Linked DNA regions of Homo sapiens: region 2 is linked to region 1. Evidence: chromatin loops called from intact Hi-C (ENCODE). Cell type or tissue: B cell. All regions are shown on one strand. Each heading gives the region's core, and the rest is flanking DNA. Links, peaks and the distances in the headings are about the cores only. Region 1 has its middle 390 kb from the start of SORCS1. Region 2 has its middle 260 kb from the start of SORCS1.

Evidence for each region. A loop is a pair of places that touch in the nucleus more often than their neighbours do. Peaks named below come from ENCODE experiments on the same cell type or tissue, not always from the same donor. Only the 100,000 strongest peaks of a DNase experiment are listed, where the experiment ranks them.
Region 2: it touches region 1 in a loop (2.7-fold over the local background); 2 of 110 quality-filtered maps call a loop at or near these places.

What each region holds. Positions count from the first base shown.
Region 1 is chr10:107,549,145-107,557,491 of GRCh38, reverse strand. No RefSeq gene overlaps it. Among named protein-coding and RNA genes, the nearest start is that of SORCS1, 390 kb to the right of the region's middle. In B cell, for the core only: no CTCF peak of the experiment used is centred there; a DNase peak (open chromatin) is centred at 3,771; H3K27ac peaks cover 977 bases.
Region 2 is chr10:107,421,464-107,429,810 of GRCh38, reverse strand. No RefSeq gene overlaps it. Among named protein-coding and RNA genes, the nearest start is that of SORCS1, 260 kb to the right of the region's middle. In B cell, for the core only: no CTCF peak of the experiment used is centred there; no DNase peak of the experiment used is centred there; H3K4me3 peaks cover 714 bases.

The sequences.
Region 1 (8,347 bases), core at 147-8,146:
ATTATAACTCAAGATGAGATTTGAGTGGGGACACAGAGCCAGACCATATCAGTGGTGTATTAGTTTCTTGCCATTGCTATAACAAATTACCATAAACTTAATGGCTTAAAATAAGACAAATTAATTTTCTTATACTTCCAGGCTAGAAGTCTGACATGAGTTTTACTCGTATAAAGTCAAGGTTTCAGCAAGTTCCGTTCATTTTGGGGGCTTTGGGGAGAAAGTATTTCTTGCCTTTTTACTTCAAGAGGCTGTTGTCATTTCTTGGTTTATGGCTGCATTTCTCCAATCTCTTGCTTTTGTCATTAGTCTCCTACTACTTACTCTGATCTCCTGACACCTGTTTATAAAGTTGCTTATAATTATGCCAGATCAAACTGGATAATCCAGAATGGTCTTCCCATGTCAAGATCTTTAATAGTATCTGCAAAATCAATTTTTTTCATATAAGGTAACTAGCATAGTTTCTGAGAATTAGAAAGTAGACATCTTTTACCTAAATATAAAACCCCAAGCCATATAAACCTTAGAAGAAAACCTAGGCAGTACCATTCAGGACATAGACATGGACAACGACTTCATGACAAAGACACCAAAAGCAATTGCAACAAAAGCCAAAATTGACAAATGAAATATAACTAAGCTAAAGAGCTTCTGCACAGCAAAAGAAATTATCATCAGAGTGAACAGGCAACCTACAGAATGGGAGAAAATTTTTGCAATCTACCCATCTGACAAAGGTCTAATTTCCAGAATTTATAAGGAACTTAAACAAATTTACAAGAATAAAACAAACAACCCCATCAAAAAGTGGGCAAAGGATATGAACAGACACTTTCTCAAAAGAAGATATTTATGCATTCAACAAACATATTCTAAAAAGCTCAACATCACTAATCATTAGAGAAATGCAAATCAAAACCATAATGCGATACCATCTCATGCCAGTCTGAATGGCAATTATTAAAAAGTCAAGAAACAGCAGATGCTGGTGAGGCTGTGGAGAAATAAGAACAATTTTACATTGTCGGTGGAAATGTAAATTAGTTCAATCATTGTGGAAGACAGTGTGGCGATTCCTCAAGGATCTAGAACCAGAAATACCATTTGACCCAGCAACCCCATTACTGGGTATATACCCAAAGGAATATAAATAATTCTATAATAAAGATACATTCACACTTATGTTTATTACAGCACTATTCACACAATAGCAAAGATGTGGAACCAATCCAAATATCCATCTATGACAGACTGGATATGTGTCCTGTAATATACATCACAGAATACTATGCAGCCACAACAAGATATGAGATCATGTCCTTTGCAGGGACATGGATGAAGCTGGAAGCCATTATCTTCAGTGAACTAACACAGGAACAGAAAACCAAACACCGCATGTTCTCACTTATAAGTGAGAGTTGAACATTCCAAATACATGAACACAGGGAGGAGAACAACACACATCACGGCCTACCGGCGGGGATGGGGATGGCGAGGGGAGGGAGAGCATCAGGACAAATAGCTAATGCATGTGGAGCTTAGAACCTAGGTGACCAGTTGATAGGCATAGCAAATCACCATGGCACACATATACCTATGTAACAAACCTGCACGTTCTGCACATGCATCCTGGAACTTAAAGTAAAAAAAAAAAAAAAAAAAAAAGAAAGAAAGAAAGAAAGTAGACATCTATTTTTATGGAGAGGGGTGTTATTCAACCAACCCTAACAGAAAGAAAGAGATAGCTTCTTTAGCCTTATATAGTCTAGTTAGGAAAAGTAATATGTTTAATTAAAATGCTTTGTAAAAATGAATGCCAATGGAGAAATATCAAGAAAATGTGAAGTCAGGAGAGAGAATGTTCAAATCCAGCTGAGGGCACAAGGAAGGTTTCCTGAAGGAGATGGTTGAAGTTGAAGTTGAATTTAAAGGATTGGATGGTTGGGGGCTGGTGTAACAAAAGCTGACATGTTCTGAGTACTTCCTAAGAGGAAGGACACTTTTGATAAGTGCTTTATGAATTCTTTTAATTGTCACAAATGTGTCATAAGGTAGGGACTACTATTTTCCTATTACAACAAATGGCTAAAAGGAGACCAAAATGAAGTTAAGTTACTTGCCCCAAATCACATAACTTATGAGAGGAAAGCTCTGTTACAGGACCTACCAAGCTGAAGTAATAGAAGAACTCTAAGAGCAGGGTTGGTAATATAGGGAGGCCATGGGAACAACAGGGGCTCAATCTGACTTTTAAAGAAATGGGTGCACTGTAGGGTGGGCTGGGCACAGACATGAGAAATGGTGCAGATCACAGATCTTAGCTATAAGAGCTAAGAAGCATGGGTTTCACTCTGCAGCAGTGGAGAGTAATGAGCAGAGTTTGACTCAAGGAGTCCTCTTAGATTGGGTTCCCAAGAAACAGGTCCAAAGACAAGGACCTGAATGCAATTAGTCTCTTTGGAAATAAATAAACCAGAAAAATGAGAAAGTAAGACAGGGAAAAGGAGGAATTTTTTTTAAAAAAAGAAGAAACATATTAACTAGCAAAAAAAATGGATATTATTGATCAGGCTTATTTGGCAAGCGAAGAGTGCATGTGCCTTCTTGACCCTCTGCACAGAAGGTTATTAACCACTGTGGGAAATAATCAAATCTACTGTCTTGTCTAGCATTTGTATCTTGGCAAGCACTATGCTGAGATATAAAAAGACACACAGAGGGGGTTGGGAGGAGAGAGAGAGGGAAGAAAGAGAAAGAAATTAGAAAAAAGATGTCTCAAAAATATAACCTCTCTACTGTTATCCTCAGAAATGAAACTAAACTCTATGTTATAAGGCTTTTTTTTTTCTCCCAAGCCATCTAATTATAGGCAATATAAAAACGCTTGTGGTTGAACTTCACACTGTGTGAAGAGACAGCTACAGAGAGGAAGATGCACAGTGGTATATGGTATATAGAAAGGGGCTTTACTTCCTGAACCCTTATATGCCCCACAGTGAGCACCATCATAGAAGTCTCAAGACCCTGTCCTGGCAGGGAGGTTGGCTTGTATGACAATAGGAAATGAAGAGGCAGAAAACATGAATAAAGCATTTGACCCCAAACTCTTAACAATATCTGCTTTTCATCTTTCCCATTATTTTAAAAAAGTAACTTCTAAGAGTGGGTAGAATAATTCATGTTACTAAGCCACTGAATCTCTAACAAATGGGTTAAAGCATCTTCATTTTACAGGGAAGTATAATAGCAATCCTTTTACTAAACTTTAGGAGAGTAATCAGAAAGAAACAGAACCAAATACTGGCAATGCTCACATAGCCAAAGTATACAGCAATAGAAAGCTGACAACATAATTCGTATCTACGTGACCATTAACATGATGTTGTGAATCAATATAGACATGAAAACTATCTTATTAATTGAGAAAAATAAGTTAGAAAACAGCCTCATAGTATCTCAACTTTGTTTTTAAAATTTCTGTACAAATAAATAGATAAATGCTGTTAGAATAGGCAACAAAATGTGAGCAGTGGTTATATTTGCTGGGATAGTGTATATATGATTTCTACTTTTTTCTTTTTGATTTTCTATATTTTCCATTTCTTTTTCTTTAACGGTTAACAAGGAATTCATTTGTCATAAAAAAAAAAGATATCAATAAATACATTTTGAAAGAGCACTTTATATTTCTGTCTTCTCACCAGACCTCACAGCAAATGCTGCAAATATTTTAATAGGGCTGTCACAGGGATGTCCCTGGGGGTTTAAGAAAACAAACGAAAGTTCTGGAGCAGAGAAGCATGAACATGAAAGCATGTGAGAAGCAGAAGTTATTGCTGCTTTCCCAGCTCTGATGTGTGGTTTCTCAGTGAGATAATTATAACAATGAAGTTTTTAAAAAATGGTACAATCATAGTTAATTAGTTCCAGTTGCAGTTGGCTATTTTAACCCTCACCTCTGAATACTATTAGAAAGCAGATTGAATCTTGTGTGATAACCTGCATGAAATAGGTTTTTTTGTTCACTTGCTCATTTTGTTTTTATTTCATTGGTTTACTTTCCTTTATTTTTGGCAAACACCACCAAGGTAATAGATTAGATTACTGTTAAACCTATTATATATTATTTTAGCAGTGCCTATAAGACACTAATAAAGAGAAAATGCAATAGTATTGGCATGATTAAGTGAAAACTATTAATAAAAGAAAGAGTTCATCATAGTTATTGGATTTGAATGTATTAGAAAGAAGCACAGTATGTTGGGGGATGGCAAAATTGCGTTACAAAGTCATTCAAATTCTATATGGATTTTTTTAGTGAGTAATTAGTTTTTAAAACCATGGATACTGACAAAAATAAAGGAGTAGATGATGCAAAGCAGATGGATCATTTAATTTATTTCTCAATTACAGTTGACAGGTTGGGCACAGAAATCTGCAAGTCGTCTATTTCTTTATGGTCCATTTTGCAGCTGTGTTTATTGTCATAATAAATAAATACATTATCTCATTAATGGAACACTGAATTTTTTTTTTCCAAAAAACGCGCTCACACCCAATGTCCATGCTGCAAAGAAAATACAAAAACGGGAGAATGTTCACCCAACTGATGCAACAGAATAGGGTCCATGTTGGGTGGAGACTTTGGGAAATGAGAGTTGGTCACAACAAAGTAACCTGTTAGTTTTTAGATATGGTCTATTGGTGATTGAGACAGTTTCCCTCCCAGAGAGGCACACTAGAAAATACAATCACACTTGGAAATCCATGTGCATCCTAGTTAATGTATATTGCATTTGAGATGCAGATGGGTAATAAAGTTTATTACACTCCGTTTTAGGTTCTCTCTTTCACTAGAAATGCCAGAAAGACTTGAGGAAATATCAAAGCTAACCTCTGATGTTGTATTCAAAGTTGTAAAAGCAACAGACATTGGATTAGGAGCAGAGTGGTCCTTTATTCTCAAGTGAACAGATGGACTTTTATATATTAACAGCTTCCCCACAAAAGTAGTGTTGTTGGAGGTGAAATTCGGGGTAGGATATTGCTGAAGATTAGGTCTAATCAAGAAGTATATAAGTATTGATCACCCGTTATTTCTTCATTTTAGATTAAGAACTCATCCTGTCTATGAGTACCCAATGTTCTCAAGGATTTACAGAAATTGATGTGCTACCTGGAAACATACTCCCTAGCTTTGTTTGACCCTATAATCCATATATTAGCCCCATTTACTAATTCACTGGGCCATGTTTATGCAATAGCTGTCTTCATGAATTTTTTATGCAAACTGAATTTTAGGAATGTTAAAAGTAGACTCCATATTCATTCAGATCTACGTTTTTAAATCTCAGTTGTGCACATTTTAGTTTGATGACTTTTTGTTATTAACCTAATCTCTCTGAGCCTTAGATTCTTTATCTGAAACATAGGGATGATGAGAATATCTATTTCATTGAATGGTGAAATTAGATGAAGTAATTTATATGAATGCTTAGGAAAATGCCTGGCACAGACAAGTGCTAAAATTATTCTATATTACTGGAAATATAGCTACATTATTACGTATTCACATAACATATTGTTGTAATCTTTAATATAAAGAGCATCAAATACTCTCGTAAAGAGAAAACATATATTACATCTTGTTATAACCTGCATGAAATAGATTTTTTTCTTCACTTGCTCATTTTGTTTTTATTTCATTTGTTTACTTTCCTTTATTTTTGGCAAACACCAGCAGGGTAATAGATTAGACTACTGTTAAACCTATTTATGATATATTATTTTAGCAGTGCCTATAAGACACTAATAAAGAGTCCTCAGCTTCCTCAGTGGTATAAGCTTAGGGAGTTGGTGTGGGGACTTTTTTTTTATTATTATACTTTAAGTTCTAGGGTATATGTGCACAACGTGCTGTTTTGATACGTAGGTATACATGTGCCATGTTGGTTTGCCGCACCCATCAACTCATCATTTACATTAGGTATTTCTCCTAATGCTATCCTTCTCCCAGCCCCCATCCCCTGACGGGTGTGTGATGTTCCCCGCCCTGTGTCCAAGTGATATTGTTCAATTCCCACCTATGAGTGAGAACATGCAGCATTTGTTTTTCTGTCCTTGTGATTGTTTGCTGAAAATGATGGTTTCCAGCTTCATCCATGTCCCTGCAAAGGACATGAACTCATCCTTTTTTATGGCTGCATAGTATTCTATGGTGTATATGTGCCACATTTTCTTAATCCAGTCTCTCATTGATGGACATTTGGGTTGGTTCCAAGTCTTTGCTATTGCAAATAGCGCCGTAATAAATACACGTGTGCATGTGTCTTTATAGTAGCATGATTTATAGTCCTTTGGGTGTATACCCAGTAATGGAATTGCTGAGTCAAATGGTAATTCTGGTTCTAGATCCTTGAGGAATCACCACACTGTCTTCCACAATGGTGGAACCAATTTACACTCCCACCAACAGTGTAAAAGTGTTCCTATTTCTCCACATCCTCTCCAGCATCTGTTGTTTCCTGACTTTTTAATGATTGCCATTCTAACTGGCATGAGCTGGTATCTCATTGTGGTTTTGATTTGCATTTCTCTGATGACCAGTGATGATGAGCGTTTTTTCATGTGTCTGTTGGCTGCATAGATGTCTTCTTTTGAGAAGTGTCTGTTCATATCCTTTGCCCACTTTTTGATGGGGTTGTTTTTTTCTTGTAAATTTGTTTGAGGTCTTTGTAGATTCTGGATATTAGCTCTTTGTCAGGTGGATAGATTGCAAACATTTTCTCCCATTCTGTAGGTTGCCTGTTCACTCTGATGGTAGTTTCTTTCGCTGTGCAGAAGCTCTTTAGTTTAGTTAGATCTCATTTGTCTATTTTGGCTTTTGTTGCCATTGCTTTTGGTGTTTTAATCATGAAGTCCTTGCCCATGCCTATGTCTGGAATGATATTGCCTAGGCTTTCTTCTAGAGTTTTTATGATTTTAGATCTAACATTTAAGTCTTTAATCCATCTTGAATTAATTTTTGTGTAAGGAAGGGATCCAGTTTCAGCTTTCTACATATGGCTAGCCAGTTTTCCCAGTACCATTTATTAAATAGGAAATCCTTTCCCTATTTCTTGTTTTTGTCAGGTTTGTCAAAGATCAGATGGTTGTAGATGTGTAACATTATTTCTGAGGGCTCTGTGCTGTTCCATTGGTCTATATGTCTGTTTTGGTACCAGTACCATGCTGTTTTGGTTAGTGTAGCCTTGTAGTATAGTTTGAAGTCAGGTAGCATGATGCCTTCAGCTTTGTTCTTTTTGCTTAGGATTGTCTTGGTAATGCGGGCTCTTTTTTTGTTCCATATGAAGTTTAAAATAGATTTTTCCAATTATGTGAAGAAAGTCATTGGTAGCTTGATGGGGATGGCATTGAATCTATAAATTACTTTGGGCAGTATAGCCATTTTCACGATATTGATTCTTCCTATCCATGAGCATGGAATATTCTTCCATTTGTTTGTGTCCTTTTTTATTTCATTGAGCAGTGGTTTGTAGTTCTCCTTAAAGAGGTCCTTCACATCCCTTGTGTGGGGGTTTTCGTAAAGCAGACTATTTGTACACCAGTTTAAGATATGGAAAAATGACTTAAGCTCCAATAATCCATGTTACTTCAATGTGTCGTAACTTCAAATCCTTTTTATCTCCATTTTATGCTGGGGTGGGGTGCTGTACAAACATTCAAGCTTCAGAAAGGTGGCCAGTGGGTGGAGTGGTGTAAAGTCACTCTGTAAGTGTGTAAGTGGTGTAAAGCCAATCTGATGATAGATTTTGATCCCATTCAGGAGGTAAAAGTAAATCTAGAAAATGTGGTTTGGATTATAGCATATTAGAATGTCTGGTACCTTGTGTTCATAATTTCTAAAACTCACAGTCTATTCTGAACAGAGAGATCCTTACTGACACATCCAACAACACACAGATGCACATACACACACAGAAATCCAGAATTTGGGGGTCTGTCTGGTTTCAAGGATCTGGTGATGCACAGCTGCAATGGTCTCGCCCGACATTACTCCCTGATTAGCATCTAGTGGTGAGTCTAGAACAAAGAAGGAGGCTGACTAGAGGAGAAAATGAGAAATTAGCAAAGAAGAGAAGACTAGGCCTGGATACTGAGCTGTAGAGTGCTGAAACATCCTTCGGGAGGAAAAGTGTCTAATAAAGACTAAGATGTTGATTACTGTATGATTTCCATATGTAATATTTTGTTCATGATCTCTAAGTCTTCACTGATGTAAAATGAGTGAATTAAGTATGCAGTTGGGGTATTGATGAGTAAAGCATTAAAGGACTAAGCTTTG
Region 2 (8,347 bases), core at 334-8,333, 130 kb after region 1:
AATTTAGTTGTTTTCTCCATTTTGAGCTATCTGATTTCATCCTCCCATCAGCCCTCCTGAACAGAGAAGGCAGCCAATGTTTTCTTCTTTAATAAATGAAGAAACTGAGGTACAAAGCATTTGAGATACTTGTCTGAGGGAACTTCATAAATGGGTCGAAACCAAAAGCTACCCTTAGGAAAGTTATATCTTTTTCCTTCACAGAGCATCATTATATAACCATTCATTCCAGAAAGTTCCATTTTATAGCTGTAGCTTTTCTGTTAGTGACAAGAAGACATAGTTATATAAATTTTCAAAGGTGCACACAGTTAACTAAGAAGAAAAGGCAAAGGGCATTTAGGGGGCACAGGGATAAATCGGGGTCAAGAGAGCCATAGTGGGGAGCCCTGGGTACCCTGAATCCCAAGTAAGGAGCAGCAGGCAGGCAGCCTTTAACTCCAAAGCCTGTGTGGCGTAGGCTTAGAAATCCTTTAGCAAGACTTTGTAGCCAGATTTTAGCATCTCGCAGAGGTGGGCTAGGGTCAAGGCCTGCCTTTGCTCATTAAAGATGTGTGACCTTGGGCTGTTTACCTGTCTTATCTCAGTATCACTTTCCTCATCTGGGAAATGTGGTAGCAGTAATATCTGCTTCATAGCGAAGTTGAGAGAAGGGGAGTTACTTACACAGTATTTGCCACTAAAGAGAGAAAAAATGAAGAGTTGTCTTAAAAATGGAGGCAGTGTTATGCATGGCACTGGTATGGAAAAGAGGAGTCCTGGAGGTCAAAGTCTAGCTCTGTCTATTGCCTTGTTGCCACAACTGATTGTAAGTCAAAAATGTCAATTGTATTCTATGCTCCTCAATCTCAATTTGACACTGCCTGTGACAATTTACAAAGAACTTCTATAGAAATTAAATCATTAAATCTTCACAGCCATTCAGGTGAAAGTGATATTGGAGGGGGAATCTAGCAGCCTTTCTGTCCATCCACACGATATACTCACCATATGCACCACTAAACAGAGAGAGGAACATACTCATGGTTATTTGGTGATGAAATCATTAAAGCCCATTATCCCCTTGGCAGGCCTTCTAGAGGTAAGCCACAGAATCTAAACATGAGAAAAATGTCAGACATTATCTACTCATGGTCCATGCAATTCAAGACTTCCCTGTGACGATGTTGGTGTTGAGGATGACCCTGCAATCTTAGATAGACCTGTCCTTCACTGGAAAATTCTTCTTTGTCCTCAAACTTCCTTCTACAACCAAATTCTACCATTAACCTATAAGGTTAATCTTATTATCTCCTCTATTGATCTAAACAAGATGAATCTGCTCCAGCCAAGAGGACCTACTCGCTGCCAATTAAATAGGCCTACCTTTCCAAATGCCATAACTTGCTCAGTTTATTCCTAGGTTTGCAATATCCTTTCCTTTCTTTTAATCCAGGAAAGATGCATTCATCCTATAAGATCTAACTTGGGATTTTACTCATCAGTAGTCCTTCCATCGATCACATCAGTGTCTCTCTCCTTTGGATTTTAAGTACACATGTTTGGTACAATTTGTTCAGTAATTGATTATAAATGGAGGCGATTGTGATGTCAGTAATATATATTTATGGCTTACTGTCTAACTTGGGTTTAGATAATAAACTCAAGTTTACTCACATTCAATTAGATAATAAACAATTAATAAACAATTAACTAATCCAATGTGAAGTTACAATAGTGGTTATCAGAGACTTGGAGCAGGAGAAGGGAGGGGCAGAGATTTGTAATGGGTACAAAGCTGCAGTTCCTGGCGGGGGTTGAATTCAGTTGTTTTACTCCTCAGTAGTGTGACTGTCTAGCTCATTTTTCAATAGAGCTAAAAAGGAGGGCACTGAATGTCTGACCCATGTTGCCTGCTCCTTAAAGGAAGGAAGCATCATTTTTTTTTGTCATTCACATCATATAGACTAGTGTCTAGCACATTTTAAGAATTTGATATGTCCCACACAGCTGCCACCAACCTTCAAATCCTCTGAACGCGGCTCTTCTGAATTGAGATGTGTTGCAAATGTCAAATACACACGGAATTTAGGAGACTTTGTAGAAAAATAATGCACAATGCTGCGTTGCTTTTCTAAAAGCAACTTGAATACAATTTGAAGTAATATTTTGTATATTTTGGGTTAACTAAAATGTATTCTTGATAAAAAGAATTCGATAAAAATTTGCTGAACAATGCATTTAAATTCAAAACGACAATAATATTTTTTGGCATTGTGATTGATTTATTATAGAATTAGTGCCCCAGACAGTAAATAATGACAGTGTTCATTTTTTGGGCCTTCATTGTCTAATTATAAAATCTGATAATCTTTTCAGGTTTTATAATTTTATAATTTCAATAATTCAACTTATGACAGAAGAGAAGAAGAGAGAGGTTAACTCAGTCGTCCAAATATAGTGATCTGGTAAGATGATAGAATTGAGCCTTGCTTGATCTCAGTGGTCTGACTTCAGAGCACATTTTTAGCCACTGCTCTGTGTTGCTCTTTGGTACTGGGGTGACCCTATGATTCTTTTACGCGCAATAGTTACTCAGTAATTGAGTTTTGTTGTTGGTCATAGTGTTGGCTGGCAAGACGCCATGGAGGAAAGCTATTCTCACTTCAGATTTCTGGAGCATAACTGTATCTGAATAAATGTCTAACCCAGTTTAAAGTCTGTCGTATCTACAGTGAAAGAAAAAGTGATCTCAAATGCATCTACTTTTATACCTGCTCCTACTACTTTAGCTCCAAATCCCCTTTCCATAATTATGCATCTGTCTTTCTTGCAAAACATGCAAATATCCAAATAACCTGAGTGGAATATCATTTTCCATGGCAGCTCCCTTCTAGCCATAATAGACCAGCTGGCAAATTTCTCCAGAGTATGCATAAAACATATATTTTTATCAGTAATAGAAACGTTACTTGTCCTATTATTCCCTAAAGCATCTGGGGAGGGAGGGACGGAGAGAGTGTATGTGAGAGAGAAAGGAGAAAGAGAGTCTCTATTTATTGTAATTCTGCTTTTAAAATGCATAGCACTTTTACCCCCCTCCAAACAAATGTTCAAACTCTGAAGAGTTTTTGGGTCCTGGGCTGGAGATTTTTTTTAATCCCTCGCAAATTCCTCTGTAGTCTTGGCTTATTTGAAATTCATAGTCTTCTTTTAAAAATCAAATTAAAAAAAGAAAAAAGAAAGAAAGAAAGAGGCATACACTTTCTTGGCATGTTTTGCTCTGGCAGGTCAAAGGCCGTTCCTCCTATTAATTAATGCAGCCCTGCAGGGCCCCAGAGGAGCAGCCCCGTGATCTAGCTCCATCGATAGAAGCAGCCCTGGCAGGGAGGGCTTCTCAAGCTTACCAAGGGCCTCAAGCAAAACAGGCTGGAAAGAACTGTTTTCATATCATTTGTGTCAATCCACTGTGTCCATGCACAGTCTTGACATGGAGAACTCAGGAAATCATTCTGACTGCAACGAATGTCAAAGTGAAAGCAAAAGAAGGACCAAAGAGGGTCAGACTTCTCTGCAGCCACTGCAGAATGTGTCAGTGCCTCACCTGCACGGTCCGTGTCTCTGAAGTAACCAACCTCACATCTTCTCTTCGTCATACTTCTCACTGAAGTCCATCTCAGCATGCTCTCCCTTCACTACCCCCTTTTCCTAAATTCCTATTCATCCTGCACAATCACTGCTTTATCTATTCATTCAGCATATTTCTTACCTCCCAGAGTCAGTTACTGTCCTAGACACTGGATAAGTCAGGGAACAGAACCAAGTGTCGGCTCATGGAGCTTACAACAAATTCCAAGAGAAAGACGTCAATACTCAAATGGACAAACACACATAACTATTTCAGGGCTTCCAGAATGCCTTGAAGAAAAATGAAGTAAGGTCAGAAAACAGATAAGGGGAGGTAAAGAAGGGTTTTACTTAGGCTTCTGAGGAAAGCTTTCCTTGATAGGGTGACATTAAAGCTGAGATCCGAGGAGAGTGAGGACACGGGCCAGGCTGACATTTGGGAGAAAAGTGTGGGTCGAGGGAACAACAATTACAAAGAAACTGGGGCAAGAGCATGTTTGGTCAGCTTAAGAACCGCAAGGAGGACAGTGTAGCTGGAGGCGAAGGCCTGTGATGGAGAGGGAAGAGATTAGACACAGCAGTCCTTGGGACTAAACTATAAAGAAGCCTGTAGGCCATGATAAGGATTTTAGACTTTACTTTGACAGAGATGGAAGCCATTGGCATCTTTTGAGGATAGATGTGACATAAGGTGACCTATGGCTTATTGGGCTAGCATGAGGCAAGCAGTCTGACCACGAGGTAAGTGGCAGGAGATGAGTGGGCACTAGTGCAACATTCCAGGTGAGAGACGACAATTTAATCCGGAGTTGTAAAGGTGGAGTTATTATGAAGTTATCAGAATTGAGTCTCTACAATAATCATGATTTACATATGATATGAAAAGAAGGGGAGAATTAGGAGTGATTTTTTTGTTTGCCTCTTTGTTTTTGTTTTTGTTTTTTTAGAGACAGGATCTCGCTATGTAACCAAGGCTGGCCTCAAACTCCTGGGACCGTCTGGCCTCAGCCTCCTGAGTAGCTGAGACTATAGGCCCACGCCATTGTACCTAGCAAGAGTGACTTTAATGTTTTTGGCCTGAGAAAATTAAGAATAGGAAACAGAAATTGCCATTTACTGAAAGAGAAAGGATATCAGCGAGATGACTTGGGATGAAATATCAAAATTTTGCTTTTGAAACTATTAAGAAGTCTATCAGATATAAATAAAGAACATTTCCTTGATTCCTCAGAATACAACAGTCCCATTATTACATATTTTTATGTAACACGGTTTTGTCCAGAGGTTTCCAAAACTGGCTGCTCATAAGACATATCAGAAGATATTTGTATTTTTCTGCGTCAACACTGTTGTCACTGTTTGTGCCACGGTATCTGACGTAATTTGTTTCAGCGGCCCAGTGACCACCCATAAGTTCAGTGCTTCCCTAGGAGGACCCAAGGGACTCAGCATATAATTTTATTCATGACTATGATTTATTGCAGTGACACAGTAAGAAGATATAGCCAGATCCACAAGGCAAAAATACACATCAAGCAGTTTCTAGTTTCCAAATCCACCAGCACCCTTTCTAGTCTCTCTCCAAAGGGGCTACACAGAGCACACCCTCCCTCCAGTCCTGAAATGCAGTAACCCGCATGTACTTCTTATGCCCCAGGAAGTTTACTTGAAACTCAGAGTCCAGGATTTTTATTGGGGATGGGTTACATAGACACAATGATCAGTAATAAATATCAAAACTCCAGACTCCCAGAAGAATATCAGGTGATCAATGCCCCAAGCAGGCATATATTCTTATCACTTAGAGAACTTTATAGCATCTAAGTACTAAGATACCAGCAAAGAACCAGCATAGAAGAAGATCCTTCTAAAGATCAGACTTGTTATGTTAACTCTTCTCTGCTCAATTACAGATTCTGAGACAAAAACACTAGCACAGATTTAGATATCACACCGTGTGGAATGGGATCTGGCAGCCTGTAGGTTTTTAAAGTATTTAAAATATTTACAGCTAAGTCTGATGATCACTCAGGTTTAGGAATCATTCACTAAAACCACATGGAGTTCATCATAGCCCAGCCCACCTGAAGCAAACTTTTCGATGAATGAATAGCAAGGCACAGGAGAGGGACTTGGAGACACTCTCTGTTAATATCTAACTGAAGTCCTAGGCAAATCACCTTACTACTCGATTTCTTCATCTGTAAAAGGATTGGGGGTGGGAGGTAGATTAGATGATTCCCCAATGTCCCTTTCAACCTTAATAATCTTTGGTCTAGGTCAGAGAAAGTAGTATGAAATGAAAAGATATAGGGATCTTGGCCAGCGGTCTTCCCCACTTTCTCCTCCCACTCTCCTTGAAATGCAGAAAGCAAAGCCCATACTCTCCCCTCTAGCTGTGTATGCACTTGAGGATGCCTTGGCTGAGGCATGCTGCAAGATCAAGAGAAGCAAAGGCTGCCTTTAAAGGATTTCTCCTCTACATTAATGTCACAAGTGACAAGACAATTTCACAGTGGAAGGAGGAAATGTACTTGTTTTGTGGAAATGAAAGAGAGAGATTAAAACTTGAACAGTCACAAGGGCCTTTTGGGGAATTTTAAAGACAAGTCTACCCGAAGACAACTCTACTGATAAATCTTAGATTTCCGGGGGGAGCTTTTCAGCCTATTTTCTGTCTCTATTCTTTTATAGCCTTTATAAGAAAACTGTGGCTGCATGTTACAGAACAGAAGTGATCAAGATGAAATAAGAAATTTGAGTTTGTAACTCTGTCATAGAATTAAGAGATCTTGATGTCAAAGCTCTTCCTTTGCAGTTAGAAGTTACAAAGCAGTTCACTGAGTCCAGGTCCCCCAGCCACTAAAAAGGTAGATCAGGACTAATAAAAATATTAACACCTCACATGTATTAAATTCCTACTAATGGGGCAAGTAGCCAATAACAATATAATGGTAACTTTTTCAGAAAATTCTCAATTGGTAAATGTCTCTTCTTCATTCGTCCTTCCTCTCTTCTGCTATCTCAAATTTGTCTTGTCTCCTGAATCTTTCTTACCAATATACAAGTCTATGTTAGTATCCCTAATCTTAAAATACTCTCTCCTGGATTAACTTTTATTACCAATCAGTTTCTCTGTTATTTTTTACGCACAAAGTGTTATCATATCAAATCTTACATATCCATGTATTAATACATATCAAGTGTTATGTATGAAGTCTTACATATCAATCAGTTATTCATTCCTTCAACAAAAGTATTCATTAATATCTGTCACAGTCAGTGGATGAGGCACTAGAAACCAACTGATGAACAACACTGGCTTGGTTCCTGCCATCATAATGTAATGTGACTCACTGTTGGAGTGGAGGTTAGTGGGGAGAAGATACACAGACAAATCTCTCTCCCTCTCTCTGTCTCGCTCTCTATTTAGCAAAAGTGGGAACATTTCTTTGTAATGTGACTTTGCAGCTCCTCTCAATAAGAAGTAGAGTCTCTTAAGATTTTAATCCAGGCTTGTGTGTTACTTGATTTGGCCAATGGGATATTTTCTGTCTGTAATCTTTTGTGATCTTTGTAAGAAAACTGTGGCTGCATGTTATAGAACAGAAGTGATCAAGATGAAATAAAAAAAAAAAAACCCTAGAATTTGTAACTGTCACAGAATTAACAGATTCTTATGTTAAGACTCTTCCTTTACAGTTAGGGATTAAGGAGGGATTAGCTGAGTCTAGGTCGCTCATCCAGTAAAGCGTAGATTAGGACTAATAGAAATGATAACACCTCACATATATTACGTTCCTACTAATGGAGCAGGTTGCCAATGAAAATATAGTAGAGTAGTAATTTTATTTTAAAATTCTAAATTTTTTCGATGCTTCTCCTTGGTAAGACTATAAATGGCTATAAAAAATAAAATAAAATAAATGTTTCTCCTTCATTTATCCTTCCCCTCTTCTGCTATCTCAACTTTGTCTTGTCTTCTAGATCCTTCTTATCTATATACAAGCATATGTTAGTATCCCTAAACTTAAAACACTCTCTCCCAAATTAACTTTTATCACCAATCCATTTGTTTGTTACTTTTAACAAAGTATTTAAGAGAGTTATTTAGATGTGATACCATCTCAAATTTCTCACCGCCTATTCACTGTTAAACCTACTCCAAAATGGGATCTCTCCCCAACTATTTCCATGAAAACTGTTCTCACCAAGTATATCAACAACCCCCACATTGCTTGATCCAGTACAAACTTACTATTTTCATCTTACTCAATCTTTTGACCACATTCATCATAGCTGAACATGATTATCCCTAGCTCCTGTGATACTATACTCATGCAATTTTTTTATAACTCATGAGCCATTGCCCCTTGGTTATGTGTGTGTGTGCATGTGCATGTGTGCACATGTGTGTATATAAACAGGGACAATATGCATAAGTGTAAGTCCTTAATTTTTCAGCTCAATTAGTTTTTACATATGCACATACCTGTTTAACTACCACCCAGATAATGATATGGAATAGTTCCAGAGTGCTCCTTCATGCCACTTCCAAATCAATACACACACTCCTGCCCAAAGAATTAATACTATTCTGACTTATGTAAACATATATTGCAGGGCTCCCAATAATATCAAGAGATGGCAAAGTCCATTGACATGCACATTGCATGCTTCTTTCTGAGACTGAGAAGCATTTTTTATACATCCCATTGACCAAATCAAGTAACAGTAACAC